Linked DNA regions of Homo sapiens: region 2 is linked to region 1. A link is an interaction called in ENCODE POLR2A ChIA-PET data of the cell type or tissue named here. Cell type or tissue: OCI-LY7. All regions are shown on one strand. Each heading gives the region's core, and the rest is flanking DNA. Links, peaks and the distances in the headings are about the cores only.

Region 1 (4,396 bases), core at 94-4,093:
GTTCCATGCTTCTGATCATTACTTGGTCTTTCTGGCAGCCACCTCCATCCTGAGGCTACCTAGGGTTACGCCAAGAGTCATTTCATCAAAAGAGGCTTCTACCACCCAGGAAGTGTCAAGAGATTTAAGAACTCTCCGTTAGGAACAAAAGATGCTCCTATTATCCCCACCACTTAGGAAATTACAAGAGTTTTGTTTTTGAGACAGGGTCTCACTGTGTTGCCCAGGCTGGAGTGCAGTGGTGCAATCTCAGCTCACTGCAAGCTCCGCCTCCTGGGTTCATGCCATTCTCCTGCCTCAGCCTCCCAAGTAGCTGGGACTACAGATGCCCGCCACCACGCCCAGCTAATTTTTTTGTATTTTTAGTAGAGACGGGGTTTCACCATCTTAGCCAGGATGGTCTTGATCTCCTGACCTCATGATCCGCCCGCCTCGGCCTCCCAAAGTGCTGGGATTACAGGTGTGAGCCACCGCACCCAGCCGGAAATTACAAGAGATTTAAGTGCTGTCCTTTGTCAGAAACCAGAGATCAAGTATATATATTTTTATTATGTCACAAATGGATTCTAAAATCAGATAATCTTACTATTACTTATCTGTGAAGAGGACTTCATACTTTGCACAGAAGTATTTGCTGTGACTTAAACAAGAGTCACATGGTGCTATGAGCTTAAATAATTACTAGTAAAATTTGGCCAGAGCCAGCAGCCATGGCTTATGTCTGTAATCCCAGCACTTTGGGAGTCCGAGATGGGTGGATCTCCTGAGGTCAGGATTTCGAGACCAGCCTGGCCAACATGGTGAAACAAAAAATGTCTCTACAAAAAATGCAAAAATGAGCTGGGCGTGGTGGTGGGTACCTGTAATCCCAGCTACTTGGGAGCCTGAGGCAGGAGAATCACTTGAACCTGGGAGGGAGAGGTTGCAGTGAGCCGAGATGGTGCCACTGCACTCCAGCCTGGGTGACAAAGCAAGACTCTCTCAAAACAAAGAAAATTGTTTTTGGCTGGGTGCAGTGGCTCATGCCTGTAATCCCAGCACTCTGGGAGGCTGAGGCAGGTGGATCACTTTGAACTCAGTCGTTTGAGACCAGCCTGGTCAGTATGGTGAAATCCCGTCTCTACAAAAAAATACAAAAATGAGCCGGGCGTGGTGGCTCACACCTGTGGTTCCAGCTACTCAGGAGGCTGAGGCTAGAGGACTGCTTGAGCCAGGAAGTGGAGGTTGCAGTGAGTTGAGATCGCACCATTGCACTCCAGCCTGGTGACAGAAGGATACTCTGTCTCCAAAAAAAAAAAATTACTATTAAAATTAGTCTTCATGGTGTTTTGGTGAACTTTAGCTTACCAGCTGAAAATTATGGAATTCATTTCATATAGCTTCCACTATAAATACTATTTTGATCCAAGCCTGTTAATAACACTAAGCATGGTGACTCTCAACCATGACTGCACAGTGGGATTGCCTGGGAAGCTTTAACATACACTGATACCTGGGTCTCATATCCCAGAGATTGACTTAAGTGGTTTGGGGTGCAACCCAGGTATTGCAGTTTTCTTTCTTAAAGTTCCACAGGTGATTCTAATGTAGTCATGGTTGAGAGCTACTGACCTTGAGAAGCATGATTTTTTAGAGGTGGCTAACCCGTTCTGGTCTACTGGTTTACATGCAGTAGAGATAGTTGGGGAAGATAATTTTTGCTTAAAATAGGAAAGCAACTGACACAATCGCATGGTAGGCATGCAGGGTTTAGAACAGTAAGAAACTGAAGATTATACCATATAACACTGTGAATTTATTAAATACATTCCAGAGTGGGTTATCAGCCAAGATGTGCTAGATCAACTGTGTATGGTGCTGCTAATGAGTTCACAGAAACCTAGAGGTTTTTACTTGCCCAAGGTCACACCACTAGCTGGGGACACAACCAAAACTGGAAAATTATAGTGGTAATTCATAGTTTGTTGCCTTGATTATTTAGGTCAAGTTCTGTAAACTTTTTCTGTGAAGGGCCAGATTGTAAACATTTTAGGCTTTGCAGGCCATATGGTCCCTGTTGCAACTACTCAACTCTACTAACATAGTAAAAAGCATCATACACATTATGTAAATGAATGAATGTGTATTCTAGTAAAACTTTATTGACAGAAGCTGGATTTGGCCTGTGACCTGTAGGCTGCAGATCCCTGATTGAGGATTGTTTTAATCTTCCCATTGGAAAGTTGGCTCCTTAAGAGTAGGCTGAAGATGTTACTGGTCCCACGTGGTGCCTTACTTCCTGGTACTGTTACAGTGGCCTCTGTTGCAAGGTGTTAGATGAGTGCTTGTTGAATTCATATCTATGCAGCTCTTAACGTTTTTCTGTTGCTTCTAACCCTTCCAGTAGGGGAAACAGTTGGCACATATTCCAGCTTTGGAGAGGAAATGCTTGAAGTCTGTAGCAGGGTATAATTGCTGAATTCTTCAAGCGAATTAAAGATCTGAATTTGCTCTAGGGCATTCATAATTATTTTAATTTCCTGGAACAGATTCTAAGAATTCATTTTAAATCTGAAAGTTTTTCTTAAAATCTGTTTTATGATACACTGTCTTTATTTTTGTGAATATTGTTAGTTTCTCACAACAATATTTATTTCAGTTCATTTGGATCTAAGATCTTTGTTGTACTTATGTGTGGCCAGTAGACTCTTTAGCAAAATTAAACAAATGCTAATGGGTTCCCACAGCCACCCAAATATTAGAAGTACAGCTCCAGATTATGAGCCTGTTTCTCTTTTTCTTTTCTTCTTCTCATTATTTTAAAGAGATGGAGTCTCAGTATGTTGCTTAGGCTGGTCTCAAACTCCTGGGCTGAAGCCATTCTCCCGCCTCAGCCTTCCAAGTAGCTGGGATTACAGGCAGGAGCCACCACCCCAGACATGAACCCACTTCTAATGCAAAACACATATTGACCTGACAACAGGGCCCTCAGTTGTGGTGGAAAGAGCAGTGACCTTGGAATTAAAAGCCCTGTTGTGACTCGTGGCTTTGCCACTTTTAACCAACCCTACTTTTATTTACCTATAATGTGCAGGTATCTGTCTCACTCTTTAGGGATGCCAAAGGTGAAATGAGGTGTGCTGTCTATGTGACAGTGCCTTGTGAGCACTTTTCTGACTTCTCCCTGAGGAGGTTTGGGTCAGGCCTAGCAGAAACTGCAGCCATAGAGCATGGAGGGAAGTAGGACTTGACTAGCATAAAGTGAGTCTATGAGAGTGTGCCCACTGGTTTCCAAAGAGAATGTCGAAGAGTCTACAATGGTGAGGCCTCATCAGCCTCGATTTGAGAAGCAAATGTAGGTCAGAAATGGGGAGCAGAACAAGAGGAAAAGAAGAAGGTCAGGAGTGTGCAGAGCTGAAGAGGTGGTGAGAAGTGGTTCAAAGCTGGAAACAGGCAAGGTAATCTGGAATTCTGTCTTGATGTCTATTGAGTTATCCTAAATCAAGACTCATGTTCCTCTTACCTTATATTTCTTAAATTGATTTGTTTGATGCCCTGGGTATTTTGAAGCTCCTAGCTGCATAATCTTGCCTAATAAAGGCACAGAATTAGGGCAAATAGCTGCAGTGACTTGTGTACCTGCTCAGTGAAAGCCAAAGAATCAATAGCTAGAATCTGTGTCCACAAATTGCTTACAAACCACATGTAGATATGACATTCAACATCAGGCAAGGCTGGGCACGGTGGCTCAGATCTGTAATTCCAGCACTTTGGGAGGCCAAGGCAGGAGGATCACTAGAGTTCAGGAGTTTGAGACCAGCCTGGGCAAGATGATGAGACTCAGTCTCTACAAAAATGAAAAAAAAAATAGCTGAGTGTGGTGGCATACACCTGTAGTCCCACCTCCTTGGGAGGCTGAGGTGAGAGGATCACTTGAGCCCAGGAGTTTGAGGTTGCAGTGAGATATGGTCATGCCACTATATTCCAGCCTGTCTGCATGTAAAAACAAAAAATACACACACATACACACACACCCCAGCCTAACCACTTACCACCTCTTAATCATCTGTATAATGGACATAAAAATGCCTGCTATACTTTACATCATAGTATTCTTGAGTGGAGTAAATGAAATAATGCATATAAGGTGCTTTGCACAATGTGTGCTTGCCTCACAATAAACACTCAATATTATTAGATATGATTTCTACCATTATTACTAACAGTAGTAAGAATAGCAGTAGTATTTAAAAGCAAGTTTGCATTAGTTTTAAAGCACTATGAAATCCCAAGTCTTTTTTAAGACGGAGTCTCACTTTGTTGCCCAGGCTGGAGTGCAGTGGTGCAGTCTCTGCTCACTACAATCTCCGCCTCCCGGGTTCAAGCGATTCTCCTGCTTCAGCCTCCTGAGTAGCTC
Region 2 (4,396 bases), core at 195-4,194, 140 kb before region 1:
TCATTCTATAGCACCTAGGAAAATATTTATATATGAAAACCACAAAATTTAAACGCATTACAAAGTAGGCATTACTCAATTGAAATGTCACTTTCCCTCTTAAAGAAGAAGGAACAAAAACTGAAAACTCAAGAACTTGGCAGAAAATTCCATTTAGCATTGTTATGTCATGTTCTGTGGTTATAAACCCTGCTGTTTTTAGAGTTCTGTGCTTTTTGGCAAAAATAATAAAGTGTACCAACTGCATCCTTTGTGTATTCCTGAATGTGAAGCTCCCCATTTAAGTGAAACAGAAAGGTGAAGCAATTAAGACATAGGCTTTGGGGTTATATAGCACTCACGTTCTAGTCCCTCTTCCATAGCTAGCTGTGTGAATTGGACTGTCTCTTAATTTCTACGTTTCTTCATCTGGACAACAGAGATAACAATCCTTATAATCGGTGCACTCCTATAGTCTCAGCTACTTGGGAGGCTGAGGCAGGAGAATCACTACAAGCCATGAGTTTGAGGATGAAGTATGCTGTGTTTGCACCTGTGAATAGCTACTGCACTCCAGCCTGAGCAACGCAGCAAAACTCCATCTTTTTTTTTTTTTTGAGACTGAGTCTTACCCTGTCGCCAGGCTGGAGTGCAGTGGTGCAATCTTGGCTCACTGCAACCTCCGCCATCTGGGCTGAAGTGATTCTCCTGCCTCAGCCTCCCTAGTAGCTGGGACTACAGGCACACACCACCATGCCCAGCTAATTTTTGTATTTTTAGTAGAGACGGGGTTTCACCTTGTTGGCTAGGATGGTCTCAATATCATGACCTCGTGATCCGCCCGCCTCGGCCTCCCAAAGTGCTGGGATTACAGGTGTGAGCCATCGTGCCCGGCCCAATGCTCCCTTTTATGGAACCTTAGTTCCAGGCCTCAGGTTCAGCTTTTTCCTATTGTGAAAACCCAAGGCCAAAACTTCCGTCCCCTGAAAGGCTCTTAGTCCCCTAGGCTTTCGGGTTCCTGGCAATGACTTTGCCTCTTGGGCAGCATGGTCTTACAAGTTAGTTACTTGTGTTTAAGTTTTGGGTTCTTTTTTTTTTTTGCTTGCCTTTGGGCACCTCCTTTATTTTGTTATGAGCTCAGCCATGCATTTGTTGTATCTGAGTATTTGAATATCTGTTGTAATTTATTCAGCATCTCGGTGCTTTGTGGTGAGGGACTTTTCACATTATTTACTTGGTAAACTTTCTATGTAAGTACAGTTTTTTTTTTTCTGGTACTCACCATGGCTGGAATGCTCACATTTTCAACATATACCCCAGTATCCTGAGAACTTCTAGAGTACTAATTTCATCTCTGGGGAAGAGGGATAGAAATTTTGGTGAAAGCAATACAAAAAAGTACTATTGATTGAATTCTGGCACTGAACCAGGACTATGTGTATGTTACCTCTAGTTCTTATAACAACCCTGAAAAAATAGGTGGTATTATTACAATTTTAGGGAAGGAAAAAAAGTTTCAGAAAGTCCTATTGCAGTACCCTGCACCTAGTAAATTTCAGAGGCAGGATTCAGACTTATGTCACTGGCTTCAGTGCTTGCATGCCTGTTAACACCTGTTCTTAAGGTTTTCCAGGGCTTTGAGTGGCCCAACGTAAAGCAATAACCATAGGTCATTTGCATTCATATGTTAGAGCTAATGTTATTTGTAACATTAAAAAATCTATATTATATTTTTAAATAAAAGTATCTTTAGTATTATTAGAATCATACAATGTTCTAAACAAGTAAAGATTTACACTAAAATGATGGATGGTGTGCATGTGCATGAATATCATTAATGCTTCTTAGAAGCTCCTTAAAGATGGGCTCTGAAATTGGAACCAGGAAAAGTTTCTTATAAGAATTTCCTTCCAAGAACAGCTTATTTATTTTTATTTTTTATTTTTATTTTTTGAGACGGAGTCTGGCTCTGTTGCCCAGGCTGGAGAGCAGTGGCGCAATCTCGGCTCACTTCAAGCTCCACCTCCCGGGTTCACGCCATTCTCCTGCCTCAGCCTCCAGAGTAGCTGGGACTACAATCGCCTGCCACCACACCCGGCTAATTTTTTGTATTTTTAGTAGAGACGGGGTTTCACCGTGTTAGCCAGGATGGTCTCGATCTCCTGACCTTGTGATCCACCCGCCTCAGCCTCCCGAAGTGCTGGGATTACAGGCGTGAGCCACCGTGCCTGGCTCCAAGAACAGTTTAAAGAGCAGTCAGTGGTTTTTTTTTTTTTTTTTTTAGAAGGAGTTTCACTCTTGTCCAGGCTGGAGTGCAATGGAGTGAACTCGGCTCACCACAACCTCCGCCTCCCGGGTTCAAGCAATTCTCTTGCCTCAGCCTCCCGAGTAGCTGGGATTACAGGCAAGCGTCAACATGCCTGGCTAATTTTGTATTTTTAGTAGAGATGGGGTTTCTCCAAGTTGGTCAGGCTGGTCTCGAACTCCCGACCTCAGGTGATCCACCCGCCTCGGCCTCCCAAAGTGCTGGGATTACAGGCGTGAGCCACTGCGCCCAGCCTAGTCAGTGGTCTTTTAATGAATAGCCATGTAAACTTGTGGACCTAAGAGCATTGAGAGACTCTTACTCCACAGTCACCTGCTTGCTTGCATTCCTTTTCTCTGCTGAAGGAAATCTAGGTTCATGGTTTTAACTGGTAACAGAGAAGAGGAACTGGAATTTGTTGAGGGAACGGGAACTTGATTGGGGGTCTGCCTGAGGTCACCTGCTGTTGGAGTCAGTCCTTTTACAGGGAGATAACATACATATAGTTCTGGTTCAGAACCAGAATTCAATCAATAGTACTTACTTGTATTGCTCTTACTCAAATCTCTTTTTTTTTTCAAATACGCATTTGCTGGAAAATTGATTGAAAAAGGATTAGAACATGATGCATTTATTTTTTATTTTATTTTATTTTTTGAGATGGAGTTTTGCTCTTGTTGCCCAGGCTGGAGTGTAATGGCGCGATCTTGACTCACTGCAACCTCCGCCTCCTGGGTTCAAGTGATTCTCCTGCCTTATCCTCCCGAGTAGCTGGGATTACTGGCATGTGCCACCACGCCTGGCTAATTTTGTATTTTTAGTAAAGACAGGTTATCTCCTTGTTGGTAGGCTGGTCTCGAACTCCCGACCTCAGGTGATCCGCCCGCCTCAGCCTCCCAAAGTGTTGGGATTACAGGCGTGAGCCACTGTGCCCAGCCTACATGATGCATTTAAATATATGGATGTGGGGCTGGGCGCAGTGGCTCATGTGTGTAATTCCAGCACTTTGGGAGGCAGAAGCAGGCGGATCACTTGAGGTCAGGAGTTTGAGACCAGCCTGGCCAACATGGTGAAACCCTGTCTCTACTAAAAATACAAAAATTAGCCAGGCGTGGTGGTGGGCGCCTGTAATCCCAGCTACTTGGAAGGCTGAGGCAGGAAAATCGCTTGAACCGAGGGAGCAGAGTTTGCAGTGAGCTGAGATTGTGTCACTGCACTCCAGCCTGGGTGACAGAGCTAGACTCCATCTCAAAAAAATTTAAAAAAAAAGAAAAAATTTATGCATGTGAAATGTGGTGAGAGATTCAGTAGGTTTGGACAGGAGCTTATGGATCTGCATTTTTAAAAAGTATATTAGATAATTCTGATGATCTGCTTGGCTTCCAAATGCCATTCTACCAGCTGTTTCAGAATTACTTGGGATTGCTAATTAAAAATCTCTAGCCACACCCTTGACATAGTGACTCAGAATCTGAGGGGTAGGGTTAGAGAAGCTGTTTTTTTTTGTTTGTTTGCTTTTTGTTTTTTTGAGACAGAGTCTTGCTCTGTCACCCAGGCTGGAGTGCAGTGGTGTGATCTCAGCTCACTGCAACCTCCGCCTCCCAGGTTCAAGCAATTCTCTGCCTCAGCCTCCCAAGTAGCTGGTATTATAGGCACCTGCCACCATGCCCAGCTAATTTTTGTATTTTTAGTAGAGATGGGGTTTCACCATCTTGGCCAGGCTGGTCTTGAACTCCTGACCTCGTGATCCACCCGCCTCCGCCTCCCAAAGTGCTGGGATTACAGGCATGAGCCACCACGCCCGGCCAAGAAGCTGTATTTTTTTTTTTTTTTTTTTTTGAGACAGAGTCTCACTCTTGTTCCCCAGGCTGGAGTGCAATGGCACGATCTCGGCTCACTGCAACCTCCCCCTCCCGGGTTCAAATGATTCTCCTGCCTCAGCCTTCCGAGTAGCTGGGATTACAGGCACCTACCACTATGCCCAGCTAATTTTTGTACTTTTAGTAGAGACGGGGTTTCACCATGTTGGCTGGGCTGGTCTTGAACTCCTGACCTCAGGTGATCCACCTGCCTTAGCCTCCCAAAGTGCTGGGATTACAGGCGTGAGCCACT

The links. Peaks named below come from ENCODE experiments on the same cell type or tissue, not always from the same donor. Only the 100,000 strongest peaks of a DNase experiment are listed, where the experiment ranks them.
Region 2: POLR2A ChIA-PET joins it to region 1 with 5 read pairs; 7 of 35 experiments call an interaction of 5 or more read pairs at or near these places.

Annotation. Positions count from the first base shown.
Region 1 is chr12:32,543,445-32,547,840 of GRCh38, forward strand. All of the region lies in intron 1 of FGD4 (FYVE, RhoGEF and PH domain containing 4), which reads left to right. Among named protein-coding and RNA genes, the nearest start is that of DNM1L, 130 kb to the right of the region's middle. In OCI-LY7, for the core only: no CTCF peak of the experiment used is centred there; DNase peaks (open chromatin) are centred at 1,637 and 2,267; H3K4me3 peaks cover 1,190 bases; H3K27ac peaks cover 2,997 bases.
Region 2 is chr12:32,403,020-32,407,415 of GRCh38, forward strand. All of the region lies in intron 1 of FGD4 (FYVE, RhoGEF and PH domain containing 4), which reads left to right. Among named protein-coding and RNA genes, the nearest start is that of FGD4, 5.7 kb to the left of the region's middle. RefSeq lists an enhancer at 2,758-3,743. In OCI-LY7, for the core only: no CTCF peak of the experiment used is centred there; no DNase peak of the experiment used is centred there.